Linked DNA regions of Homo sapiens: region 1 is linked to region 2. The links are chromatin contacts, found by Hi-C or POLR2A ChIA-PET in ENCODE. All regions are on one chromosome and are shown on one strand. The core of a region is the stretch at or near the end of the contact, and the rest is flanking DNA. Distances in the headings are between cores, read along the strand shown.

What was found. A loop is a pair of places that touch in the nucleus more often than their neighbours do. ChIA-PET counts read pairs that join two places held with the same protein, here RNA polymerase II (POLR2A). Pooled maps may share reads with other maps.
Region 1: a loop to region 2 is called in a map of naive thymus-derived CD4-positive, alpha-beta T cell, with 4 times the contacts of the local background. The contact joins the promoter of ZNF717 here to the enhancer-like site in region 2. A Hi-C loop is called at or near these places in 1 of 168 maps with a recorded cell type or tissue (naive thymus-derived CD4-positive, alpha-beta T cell), 2 of 37 single-sample maps with no recorded cell type and 7 of 50 pooled maps. POLR2A ChIA-PET finds 5 or more read pairs at or near these places in 1 of 52 experiments (PC-9).

Annotation. Positions count from the first base shown.
Region 1 is chr3:75,782,137-75,789,034 of GRCh38, forward strand. ZNF717 (zinc finger protein 717) reads right to left here and starts at 3,413. Exons shown (of 5, transcript NM_001290208.3): 1 at 3,248-3,413; 2 at 1,170-1,228. The coding sequence starts at 1,226. RefSeq lists an enhancer at 3,526-3,675.
Region 2 is chr3:75,637,335-75,644,433 of GRCh38, forward strand. No RefSeq gene overlaps it. Among named protein-coding and RNA genes, the nearest start is that of MIR1324, 10 kb to the left of the region's middle. Within about 2 kb of position 3,822, at least 9 of the 41 ENCODE cell types and tissues checked have a DNase peak (open chromatin) inside an H3K27ac peak, as active enhancers do.

The DNA of each region.
Region 1 (6,898 bases), core at 2,163-4,662, 140 kb after region 2:
AGACTCGAGTAAGGCAATCACAGTCCCCCTAAATTTGACTATTATTTAGGTTAATGGTGAGTTTAGAAGAAATAAGTTAGGACTACACAGAGTGGGCTAAAGTGCAAATAAACACTGGAAGTATTTCCCAGAAAATATAACTTTGAACAGGCTGCTGCACACCCTGCATGTAGAGATAAACTAAGATAAAGGTGTGGAGAGTTATTTAAGGACCTGTGGTTAACTCAGTTCTCAAGATGTTCCAGGTTTCATCCATGAATCAAGGAGCACCTCCCAAAAGCTGTTTGGGACCACACTCTTTGAGCAAGGAGCATACCTTACAATGGAAGCTGTGCTTTGGCAGCAGATGCCCATTTCCACTGCACAACAGGCCGTGCTTTAGTGGAAGATGACTGTTTCCACTGCACAACACTACAAGTGTTTACTGCCAGGCTGGTGTGAAATATGTTCCACCACAGCAAGGAGCATACCTTATGATGGAAGCTGTGCTTTAGCGGCAGATGACCATTTCCACTGCACAACACACTGTGCTTTAGCGGCAGATGACCATTTCCACTACACAACACACTATGCTTTAGCAGCAGATGACCATTTCCACTGCACAACATGCCGTGCTTTAGCGGACGATGACCGTTTCCACTGCACAACACACCGTGCTTTAGCGGCAGATGACCATTTCCACTGCACAACACGCCGTGCTTTAGCGGATGACGACCGTTTCCACTGCACAACATGCCGTGCTTTAGCAGAAGATGACCGTTTCCACTGCACAACACTACAAGTATTTACTGCCAGGCTGGTGTGAAATATGTTCCAGCACATAACCTATGTCACCACCGAAGGTGGTGGTTCAGACTTGGTGCACACAAGCTTTCCTGTCCCACAAGAACACAGCATGCTCTCTTCGCGGGTTCCATTCCAATCACGTAACAACCATGACTGACTTTTTTGTCACTGCATCAGAAAGATCAGAGGAAAATTTGCACTCAACTTAGACAACTCTAAGCTCTTACAACCTGTCTATATCTACAGGTCAGCTTTATCTTATTTATGTATATTTCCTTCAACCTGAGTTTTACTTATTTCCACTTTTCTTTTTTAATTCACAGACACCCATAAACTCAGAAAATACAGTGTAAAACAAAGTGAAGAACAAATAAACAACTCACCAGAGATTTATTCTTTTCTTGTAGCTCTTGGAAACAGCCAGAGAACACTGGAAACATAGCTGAGAGAGAAGGCAAATGACGTGAATTAAGGAGAGAACTGGTGTGGTGTGGTCCCAGATTCTTCTGCCCAACACTCTAGACACATTACCTGGAAAAGCCCTCCTCCCTCCTGAAAAAGAAAAACTTCCCCATGGGAGAAGAGTCCTTCAAGCCTCATTAGGGGCAGCAAAGACTCAAGATAAGATACATCTACAAGTACATTAATTGGTAGACATTAGATGCACAATTTATTTTGAATAAAAATATGTATTACCTACTAATTTAGCAACAATATTACCTAAAGATACAATCTAATAATTTAATACAAAGAAACATTATAAGTTCACTAAAATAAATGTTATAGAAATATACTGGGCTGTATTAACTATTTTCCTATTAATATGTGGATTCCACAAATAACTTCATATGAGTGTTCCCATGACAGTACATCTTGCTTTTCTATACCTGAACATCATGGAAAGTGCATCTTGCAACCCAGCAATTTTGGCCTACAATTACTTTTTTTTAAATGTACATAATATGTATTTCCTGCAGTACACCATTCTACTCATGTTTCCCAATAACACCTTTCCCTGTATCCAAGCCCTCATATTATGCTCTGACAATAAATTGGGCTTTTCCATCTGACTTGTCCAGTGAATGGACAATGGAAAATGTGATGCAAATATCCATTGGTTCTTGCCTTTTTGGACACAGTCATATTGTGAGGAGGTCTGGAGCTACCCTGGTGGAGACACAGGGCCTAGCCAAGAGTCACCACAAACCGCCAGATTGTGAAGGAAACTATCTTAAACCAACCAGGCTCAGTCAACCCACCATGTGACCAAGGCCTCTTTTGTGATCCAGGCAACATAAATATATCAACTACCCAGCTGAACCCACCACACCAAAATGCAGATCCACAGAACTTCAAACAAATAAAATGGTGGTTGTTTTTTATAAGCCAGTAAGGTTTAATTAGTTCCTTAAACAGCAAGTATTAACTGTTACACCTAAGTGAACAGAATTCAATATGTTTTTAACAAAATTACGTAGGGGGAGAAAGTCTTAAATTACAAATCAAATACAATCGATAGAACTTCACAATCTAATGCTAAAGCTAAATTTGGTGATGGACTAGGTTTAATATATCTCAAACGCTGGAAACAACGAGGAAAGGTTGAAGGAATGGGACTGTGTTTGGAGAGTATTTTAATCTTCTCAGGTATGACAGGTCACTCCTGTACCCCAGACCACACTTTCAGGCCCCTTCAAATAAGGAATATTTCCTAGGTCCTTGCCTGTTCTTCTCAGCCGAATTCACCTCAACCTTCTGAAAGTTCGTCCAAACCTACCACTGTCACCTAGTCTTTGCAAATCTTGTGCATTCTAGGGAGTAGAATTAATATTTCCCGAGCGAGGAAAACTGGGATCTTCACCTGTGACCTTTTATCCTCCTCTGAAGCACCAGTGGGAGGTTAGACCAGAGGGCTGTTCTTTCAAGTGCGCTTCTTATTCATAGGGAACCCTCCCTTTCAAACCTTATAACACACGGTTAAGACTGAAGTACCCTTAAGGCTGAAGACCATCATCCAGTACCCCATCTCCCTCGCGGCATCAGTGAGTTCTTCCCTGGAAACTAGGTCTCGTATAAACTTCTGTAAACGCAACCCAGGAGGACTAGGCAGGTCACACAGTGAAGGAGGGAACCAGAAACTTCACTTGCTAAAGAGACACCGGGAAACCCAACTAATACAAACGCCCAGTTTAAGACTCGAGGCGCACGCGTTTCGCACTACTCCTCTGGGAATGGGGAACGTCTCCCGAGAACTGTGTGTTCGCACTGGGACAGATGGGCAAACTGAGCGTCATGCGGGTTGGTAACCGGCTCCCTCAGCGGCAGGACAGGAGCGCGGCCTGCAGACTCCGGGCCCAGGGCCACCGGCCTCGCCTACCCGCTCCTGCGCCTCTAGAACCCGCTTCACTGCCGGGACCCCACGCCTGTCCTCCCAGCCCCCGCCAGGGTCCGCGGCCTGCACCTGCACTTCAGGCCCTGCCCGCCCGCGATGCGCCCACGCGTCTGCTCCCACAACTGGGGAACACTGGTCCGGCCCCCCGGGATCCCCCGGGCCCACGGGTTCCTCTTCGCCCTCGCACCGACCCGCAGGGACATAGAACCAAGCCCCAGGCTGGCCCAGCTACAAGACCGCCTCTGGGTGCCGCACTTCCGGAGGAAAATGGCGGAGTGGGCGGGGCGGCGCATGCGCAGAGAGAAAAGCTGGTTCCCAAGGTCCTTGATGGTAACATCATTGGAAGGTGACACTACATTTCCCATGAGGCTCTGCGGTCCCCGGTTAGGAACCCAAGCCGGACATTCTGTTTTGCCCAGCAGTGAGTCCAGTTACCCAGAGACCCGGACTTAATGGATCAGGACTGGTCCCTACCCAGGTGACACAGATGTGGCATTCTGGTTCTTTATTAAATCCTGGTTTCACAGCCTGGCACATTGTGAAAATAATGGAGAAATTTCAATAGAGGCCAATTGGTCTATGCTATTAATGAGTAACTTTTTTTTTTTTTTTTTTTTTGAGACGGAGTCTCACTCTGTCACCCAGGCTGGAGAGCAATGGTGCGATCTCGGCTCACTGCAACCTCCGCTTCCCGGGTTCAAGCGATTCTCCTGCCTCAGCCTCCTGAGTAGCTGGGATTACAGGTGCGCGCCACCACACTCACCTAATTTTTGTATTTTTAGTAGAGACGGGGTTTCACCATGTTGGTCAGGCTGGTCTCGAACTCTTGACCTCGTGATCCGCCCTCCTCGGCCTCCCAAAGTGCTGGGATTACAGGCGTGAGCCACTGCGCCCAGCCCTCAAGTCTATTTTTTATAAATGCATTCGAAAGCATGAAAAAAATCATGTCTCTATTTTACTTTAAAATTTTAAAAACACAACTAATGAATATGGTAATTCTCTTCCAATCCGTTATCTTTTCTCTCACTAAACTAATTTATAAGCCTTCAATTTACACAGTTACAAAAAATGCTCTAGTGCATATACTGGGATAAAATAACAGGGTCATAAGACAGGTGCACTCCATAATCTTTGTGACAACTTACACTTCCAGTGTCTGATAAATATTTGCCCATAAACTCCCACGTTTCATCCATCCACCAATCAATCAAATCTAGCTATCTTTATTTATTTATTGTGAGAAAGACCTGAACTTTGCCTTTCCTTCCCTGATTTCTGCCACAAACTAGGCAAGGATTTCTGCCTAGGGGTTTCTCAGAGCTCCGGCCACCACCGAGGTTCCTAACAGGGAAACGCAAGCTTGAATGCTCAGGGTTGATGTGGGAGTGCGTGTGAAACGGGGTTGGGGTGAAAGGGCAGTGAAGTTTGTAGGTGGGCAGATGAGGGTGTGAAGGGCTTTCAGGTAAGAGGCACGCAGGAGACTGGGAGAGGCAGCGAAAGCACCTCACGCCTCAGATCACCAGAAGACGCTTCCACCAGTGCCGTGACAGTTTGCCAATGCCACGGCAGCACGGGAAGTCCCCACCCCTTGCCATGGAAACAGCTGGAAGTTACTGCCCATTTCTAGCTATTTCTGAATAACCCGCCCCTTAATTAGCATGCCATTAAAAGTGAATTATAAAAATGACTGCAAGCCACCCCCAGGCTGCTACTCTGGGAGCACAACCCACGGAGGGCTCCCTGCCCTGCAGGAGTGGACGCAGGGCTGTAACACCGCCAGTGCCTCCGTAGAGCTGCTTTCTTCCACCACAGGCTTGCTTTTGGATTCCTTCCTGAGCGACGCCAAGAACCTGCCCTTCCTCAGTGTGACTCTTGCCTAAAACCTATCCCTGGTTTTCTCTTTTCCTAAGCATGCCCTGACTTGTTCTTTCATCTCCTCGGATCTTGCAATTGCTCCTCAGTGACTCTATTCTGCAGATCCAGAAAACTCAACCTTAATCTTCCCAGAGCCCTGTTGTCTCCAATATCGGAATCTCTAGCCTTGCTTTCTCAGACGCCTAGATTACAGGCCTCTCTCTTGAACACCTATTGGTATGGTATCTGGGGATCCTTTAAATACACGATGATTGGCAGGGGTTACATAGCGGAAATCAGTGCCTGACAATTTGCCTTCCAGGATATGGACTGTCATTCCCTCTCTTGGTGGGCCTCAGTCTCTTATCCATAAAAGTAGAGATTGTAATACTCATTTGAATTGCAGATACCTCAACCTGAACCCACCTAATATAACGTAAAAGCCAAGACTGCAACCCCTTTCCTCACCACGTGAAGGTGAAGTCCTCAGAGCCAAGGAGAGAAGGCTCAGGGATGATACCTGGGTGTCTCCGACGCTAACCATGTATTGCAGTTTTTAGTGTTCAAGTTTAAGCTTCCCCAGCTTTAATTCTATTGTAACAAGATTTATTTTTGTAATTCCATTTTTGGATTCTTGATTTCTTGGTAAAGAAATACAGTTATTTTTGTATATCAATCTTATATAGTGTTACATTCTTAAATTTGTTCATGAGTCCTAATACTTTTTAGTAAATTTCTTACGATTTTCTAAATGCAAGATCATGTCATCTGTACATAAAGATAACTGTACTTCTTCCTTTCCAATCTAGATGCCGTTTATTTATTTACGTTGCCAAGTTGTCCCAGCTACCACTGTTATCAAGTAAAAGGGTCTCACTGCCCAAAGCACTAGAAGCCGGTACCACGACACTGAGTTTTCGAGAAAAGAAAAAGTTTAAAGTCAAACCAAAACCTATGGGGTACAGGCCGGGCGCAGTGGCTCATGCCTGTAATCCCAGCACTTTGGGAGGCTGAGGCGGGCGGATCGCGAGGTCAGGAGATCGAGACCATCCTGGCTAACAGAGTGAAACCCCGTCTCTACTAAAAATACAAAAAACAAAAATTAACCGTGCGTGATGGCGGGCGCCTTTGGTCCCAGCTACTCAGGAGGCTGAGGCGGGAGAATGGCGTGAACCCGGGAGGCGGAGCTTGCAGTGAGCCGAGATCGCGTCACTGCACTCCAGCCTGGGAAACAGAGCGATACTCCGTCTCAAAAAAAAAAAAAAAAAACCTATGGGATACAGTAAAAACACTACTACAGTACTAAGAGGTAAATTTATAGCAAAAAGCACCTGCATCAAAAAAAGTAGAAAAGCTTCAAATAAACAACCTAATAATGCATCTTAAATAATTGGAAAAGCAAGAGCAAACCAAAACCAAAATTAGTAGAAGGAAACATAGCAAAGATCAGAGCAGAAATAAATGAAATTGAAATTTAAAAATATAAAATATCAATGAAATGAAAAGTTAATATTTTTTAAAAGACCAACAAAATCAACAAACATTTAACCAGACTAAGAAAAAAGAGAGAAGACTCAAATACATAAAACCAGAGATTAAAAAGGAGATACTACAACTGATACTGCGGAAATTCAAAGAATCATTAGAAACTATTATGACTGACTATATTCCAATAAATTGAAAAACCTGGAAGAAATGGCCAGGCACCGTGGCTCATGCCTGTAATCCCACCACTTTGGGAGGCCAAGGAAGGTGATCACCTGAGGTCAGGAGTTCAAGACCAGCCTGGCCAACATGGTGAAACCCCATCTCTACTAAAAATACAAAAATTAGCCAGGCATGGTGTCATGCACCTGTACTCCCAGC
Region 2 (7,099 bases), core at 2,572-5,071:
ATGGGGAAAGATCTTCTATTTAATAAATGGTGCTGAAAAAACTGGCTAGCCATATGCAGAAAACAGAAACTGCACCCCTTCCTTACACCTTCCACAAACATTATCTCAAGATGGATTAAAGTCTTAAATGTAAAACCCCAAACCATAAAAACCCTAGAAGAAAACCTAGGCAATACCATTCAGGACATAGGCATGAGCAAAGACTTCATGACCAAAATACCAAAAGCAATTGCAACAAAAGCCAAAATTGACAAATGAGATCTAATTAAAGAGCTTCTGCACAGCAAAAGGAGCTATCATCAGAGTGAAAGGCAACCTACAGAATGAGAAAATTTTTGCAATCTATCCATCTGACAAAGGTCTAACATCCGGAATCTACAAGGAACTTAAATGAATTCACAAGAAAAAAAATCCATTAAAAAGTGGGCAGAGGATATGAACAGACTCTTCTCAAAAGAAGATATTTGACTGAGTGTGGTGGCTCACGCCTGTAATCCCAGCACTTTGGAACGTGGAGGCAGGTGGATCATGAGGTCAGGAGTTTGAGACCAGCCTGGCCAACATGGTAAAATCCCGTCTCTACTGAAAACACAAAAAATTAGCCAGGTATATTGGCAGGTGCCTGTAGTCCCAGCTTCTCAGGAGGCTGAAGCAGGAGAATCACTTGAACCCGGGAAGCAGATGTTGCAGTGAGCCAAGATCCTGCCACTGCATTCCAGCCTGGGTGACAGAGCAAGACTTTGTCTCAAAGAACAAGAAAATGGAGAAGAAGAAGAAGAAGAAGAAGGAGAAGAAGACATTTATGTGGCCAACAAATATTAAAAAAAATCTCATCATCACTGGTTATTAGAGAAAGGCAAATCAAAACCACAATGAGATACCATCTCACGCCAGTTGGAATGGCAATTATTAAAAAGTCAGGAAACAACAGATGCTGGTGAGGCTGTGGAGAAACAGAAACGTTTTTACACTGCTGGAGGGAGTGTAAATTAGTTCAACCATTGTGGAAGACAGTGTGGTGATTCCTCAAGGATCTACAAGCAGAAATACCATTTGACCCAGCAATCCCATTACTGGGTATATATCCAAAGGAATATAAATCATTCTACTATAAAGACACATGCACATTTACGTTTATTGCAGCACTGTTTACAATAGCAAAGACTTGGAACCAACCCAAATGCCCATCAATGATAGACTGGAAAAAGAAAATGTGGCACATATACACCATGGAATACTATGCAGCCATAAAAAAGAATGAGTTCATGTCCTTTGCAGGGACCTGAGTGAAGCTGGAAACCATTATCCTCAGCAAACTAACACAGGAACAGGAAACCAAACACCATATGTTCTCACTCATATGTGGGAGTTGAACAATGAGAACACATGTACACCGGAAGGAAACATCACACACCGGGGCCTGTTAGGGGGTTGGGGTCAAGGGGAGGGAGAGCATTAGGACAAATATCTAATGCATGTGGGGCTTAAAACCTAGATGGCAGGTTGATAGGTGCAGAAAACCACCATGGTACATGTAAACCTATGTAACAAACCTGCACGTTCTGCACATGTATCCCAAAACTTAAAGTAAAACAAAGAAACAAACAAAAATGCACTAACGCTCAGGGTGAGTGGGGTAGGGGCCGGGGTGGGGCGCGGGTGGGTGGGTCCTGGTGTTTTATTCAATCAGTGGCGCTGGTGTGGGAACCACCCAATCAGGCACACAGTTTGAGAAGAGAGGAGGGTGTGGCTTCCGGCGTTTGGTGGGGCCTTTGTCTCTCGCTGGTGCTGGTGCAGGAGCTTGAGATCCATCTCCTTTTTTACCTCCTCCACCTTGGGAAATCCAGACAACTCCCTCACAGCCCCTGTTGCCCTGTGATCTGTAGGTCCTTGGGGACGCATAGTTAAGGTGCTGTTACCATGGGGCGGTCCTTGCTCCCAGAGCTCCCAAGATGGTGGCAGGCCACTTCCTTAATTTTGGCAGACCATTTCCAAGATGGTGGCAAGCCTCCTGTTCTCTGACCTGGGGCTCTTGGCCTCACGGATTCCAAGGAATGGAATCTTGAGCCATGCGGTGAGTGTTATAGCTCTATTAGAAGCTGTGGGTCACGGAAGAGAACCGTGGAACCCAGTGACTAGTGTTCAGCTTGATTAGGATGAACCCAGGCACTTAGCTGTGCAGGAACAATGGCAAGCCTTTAGCCCTATTGGGAGTGACAATGGGTGCTTCGCTGGATCAGGAGCACAGCGGACACCTTGCTAGCCAGGATGGTCTTGATCTCCTGACATCGTGATCCGCCCGCTTCGGCCTCCCAAAGTGCTGGGATTACAGGTGTGAGCCATCGCGCCCAGCCAAGAACTGTCTTCACAAAAATTGGTGCTGGGGAAATTAAGCACCCACATGTAAAAGAATGAACCTGGGCCCTTCACTTATACTGTAAGAAAAAATTAACTAACTGGATCAAATACCTAAATGTAAGAGCTAAAACTACAAAATTCTTAGAATAAAATATAGGGGAAACACGTCATAACACTGGATTTGGCAGTTTTTTTTTTAAACAGGACACCCAAAACACAAGAAACAAAAGAAAAATTGACGAATAGGAATCTATCCAGAATATGCAAAGAACAATTCAGCAACAATAAAACAAACTACTTGTTTAAAATATTGGCAAAAACTTAAGCAGACATTTCTCTAAAAATTATGTAAAGTGGCTAATAAGCACATGAAAAGACGCTCAACAAAACTCATCATGAGTGAAATGCAAATCTAACCCCAAATGACATATCACTTAATACCCATCAGCATAGCTACTACCAAAAGACAAAAAACAAAACAGAAAATCAGAAGTGTTGGTGAGGACGTGGAGCAATTAGAATCCTTGTACACTGTTGGTGGAAATGTAAAATGCTGCAGCTGCTATAAAATAACAACACAATAACTAAAAAATTTACACATAAAATCACCATACGATCCAGCAATTTCATATCTGGGTATGCAGCAAAAGATATGAAAGCAAAGACACAAAATAATACACATACACCTAGGTTCATAGCAGCATTACTCACATCACCAAAAAGGTGTTTGAATTACTCAAGTGTTGTTTGAATTACCATCAATGAATAAATAGATAAAATGTGATTTATACATACAGTGGAATGTTATTCAGCTATGTAAAATAAGGAAATTCTGACACATGGTACGTCATGCATGAACCTTAAGGACATTGTGCAAAGTGACATGAGCCAGTCATAAAAGGACAAATACTGAATCATTCCACTTATGAGATACTTAGAGTAGTTAAATTCTAGAAACCCAAATAGAAGAGTGGTTCCTAGGAGCTAGAGGGAGAGTAACAAGGAGCTTATTTAACGGGTATAGAGTTTTGTTTCTGCAAGTTGAAAGAAGGTCCCTATGAGTGGTAATGACAGTTGCAAAACAATGTGAAAGTAGTTAATTTTTCTGAGCTGCACACTTAAAATAGCTAAAATGGTTAATTTTATGTATACTTTACCACAATGTAAAAAATAATTTTAAATAAACTATAGCTATCTGCAATATCATGAATTAATATCATAAATATAATGTTGCATAGAAGAAAGTAGATGTAAAAGTATACATATTACACAATCTCACTTATATAAAATCCAAAAAGTGAACACAACTGAGCTTCTGGCTTCCAGTAATAATGAAGTAAAGTAATTTGTTGAATACTTCACAGATAACTATAACAAACCTCTTTGGTCACAGGGCTGCAGCACTGCAATCCCAGCATGCACCAGGCTCAGGGAGAGTGCGCTAATCACTGGAGGAAGGGACGAGGTTCCGCGCATCTCGCTGGTCTTGCTGGGAGATGCAGTCTCATAAACACTCCCAGCCCTTTGGTCACAGGGCTGCAGCACTACAATCCTAGAATGCACCGGGCTCCGGGAAAGTGCGCGTCACTGGAGGACGAGGCAGGGCTGTGCGCGCCTCCCTAGGATTGTTGGAAGATGCACTCTCATAAACACTCCCAACCCTTGGGTCAAAGGGCTACAGGACTACAATCCCAGCATGCACCAGGCTCCAGGGCGAGGGGCAACCCTGGAAGAAGGGGCAGAGTGGTACCCGCCCCACCTAATATGCTGGGAGCTGTAGTCCGTTAACTACTCTCAGCCTGTTTGTCGGTAAGCTTCAGAGCTATAATCCCAGCATGTACCAGGATCCGGGGTCCATAGCCCTGGAGGGAGGGGCAGAGCGGTGTGGACTTCCCGGTGTCCGAAGCGCTGCTGAGTTCTGATGCTCTGCCGACTCTTTGCAAGGAGAGTGAGTACAGAGGTGCACCTGGAGGGCAGGTCTGGGCTGAGCATTGAGGAGGGTATTACCCTACGAAGATACCTTACCTTTTCCCAAATCGGGCGGGTTGTCCTCACCTGCTTGGCCCTATCCTTCTCAGGTTCCTCTTTCAGTTGCACCCAGGGTTCTTTCCAGAGCAGTACATCTTTTGCAGCCCAGGGCGCTGCCTTCTTTCCCAAACTGCGTGAAAAATTTCCTGATGTCCAAGACACTGTCCATAGTGCCGCAGCCCTCTTTTTTCTCTAGCCAGAGCACGCACTCAATCGTTTTTGAGAGAAATCTTCCACCTGGCCTGCTTGTGAGCAGCTTCAGAGCTCTGCAGGGGTGACAAGGGCTGTGGCTTCCTGGAAAGGTCACTTTCAATGGCGCCTTTTTCACGAATGTGAAAGTCTAGGCATCAGAAAGGTTAATTATTGGGTTGCATAAAATCTGCTAAGAGCAAAGGAAAAACCCCATTTCCGAGGCGTGAGTCTTGTGAGCCATTTTCATCAACCCATTTAAGTGGACCAGCTCCAAAATGCAACCTGAAGCTACTATTTAGGCATTTTACACTTGAAATCATTGGTCTCATCTCAAGTCAGGCCTGGCTTGCCAGTGGCTCAGAGCCACAAATGGGACCTGATACCTCAGGAACAGATAGTGTTCCAGCTTTACGGGAGCAACTTTTAAGATGTGGAGCACTTGGGGTCATTTGAAACCCGCTATCTTCAGTAGGGACTTTTACTTCTACAGAGCATGTGCATTTTGATTTTATCTGTCCTCAAGCTGACCTTTGTTCATTTTAATAGTAAAAAACACATTCCTGGGTGGAGATTTAAGATGCTAGTGAGGCATGCAATGTATGCACAAATATGTACAGCTACTGCACATGTGTACCCAGAAGACCAGTCAGAACATGCTTACTATAACACTTCTTTCCACCTTCTTATGAAATAATCATGCAAAACTCCCATAAAGAGGGTTTCTCCAGCAATAATTAATGCTGTCTCACTTTTATGAGCAGGCTGCCCTGGAATCTCTTTCTCAGACTGTACCGTCTATTCTGCACTTAATTTTCAAAATATTCTCTTTTTTTTTTGCAATAAATTATGCTGTACTTCTTTTGCTGTGTGTCTCTTGTTTAAATTCTTTTAAACTAAGAAGATAAGAACCAAGGTATTACATCAGCCATCAACATTTCTGGTGCCATGACCTGGGGAGAGGTTTGTCTGCTTCATTAATTTCAGTTTCCCTTTACTTGCAGTGAATACTATGGCAGTTCCAGACTACCTGGTTAACTATCGCTGCTTGTTCCAGCGCTGTTTCAGTAAAGTTCTGGGGGAAACGTTGTTAAGTCACCTGCATTCTTTAGAGAGAGAATATATGTCCGCTCTCCTTTTCGCTGCTGCTTCTGTAGCATCGATAAATACGCTAACCACATGGGTTGCCCTCAACATTTCATATTTGGGCTATTTGCCGCTTAGTTTCACATCTTTCTGGCCACAGTTTGGACTCAGCTTATCGTTTGCTGTCCGTTCAGCAATACTCGATCGCCACCTAGTGGCTATTGTAATTTATTTTCTGGTCAGGTTTTCTGTTTACAAAATTTTTGTTTTGTTTTGAGCAGCACATTAAGAGAACCCTGTCCCTTCAGGCTTTATGCATTTCCCAGCTCCTTGAAATTGTTCTTCAGCAGGCTTTCTTTGCTGAACAAAAGATGCACAGTCATATAGATGCCCAGTCGTAGGGATTGCATCTGAGCATTCCAGGTGTTGTAATTGGGCGTCACAAATGGCAAACCAGTGAATTAGGGCAAGGCTTGTCAGCCAGACATCTGCCCCCCAGCCCGCAGTGGGGGTCATCTCGGTAGGGCTGGAGATGTCCACCGCTGGGGGGAGCTAGGACGGTGTATGGCAAATGCCTATGACCTCCTAGAGCTTCAGTTAATGGGGTTTCGAGGGGATGCGCTGGACCCCTTGATGTTTTCACTTGGCTCATGAGGATGCCCACAACCTCCTGGACTTCAGTAAATGTTCTGTCATTGCAGGATTCTCTCGGCACCGTGGGAGCCGCTTCCTCTACTGTCACTGAAACACCCCTGGGATGTATATCTAAAAATTAGAACAGCTTTTGGCTAAATGAACTTAGAAAAAAGAAAACCTTATCTTCTTTTGTAACACTATTTAGCCTGCCTACAGATTAGCTGACAAAACATGGCTGGAGAATGAGACTGTGAACTTTAACTCCATCCTACAGCTAGATCTTTTCTGTAGTAATCAGGGAAAATGGTCTGAAGTATCCTATGTGCAAGCCTTTCTGGCCTGACAACAAAATCCAGCTCTATGCAGCACCTGTGGGCTAAAGCCTAGTAAGCCAGAAAGCCCCTCAGAACAATGGGAAGATCATCTCTTATTAAGGGGAAGGGACCCCAGACCCCACAGCCCAACACCAGCTCCAGACAGGGGCCCTCAAGGGTCCACACCTCTTTTAGAATCCCCAGCATCCCCACACTATCAGAGTCTTCTGTAGAATCTAAGCTTGTTTCACCTCCTCCTTATGCTCCTTTCCATCGGCCTTTGCCAGGTACAATAGAGACCAGCACAGCTGCAGTTACTCACAGTGGGACTTCACACCATCCAGGGCCAGAGAAATTGCTCCCCTTACAGAAAGTCCCAAATGGAGAGAGGACCATCAGAGTGCTTGTTCTACTCTCAATAAATGATCTAATCCAATATAAGCAACAACTCTGATGGCCCTCAGACAACTTCAGCGTATTTACTGAAG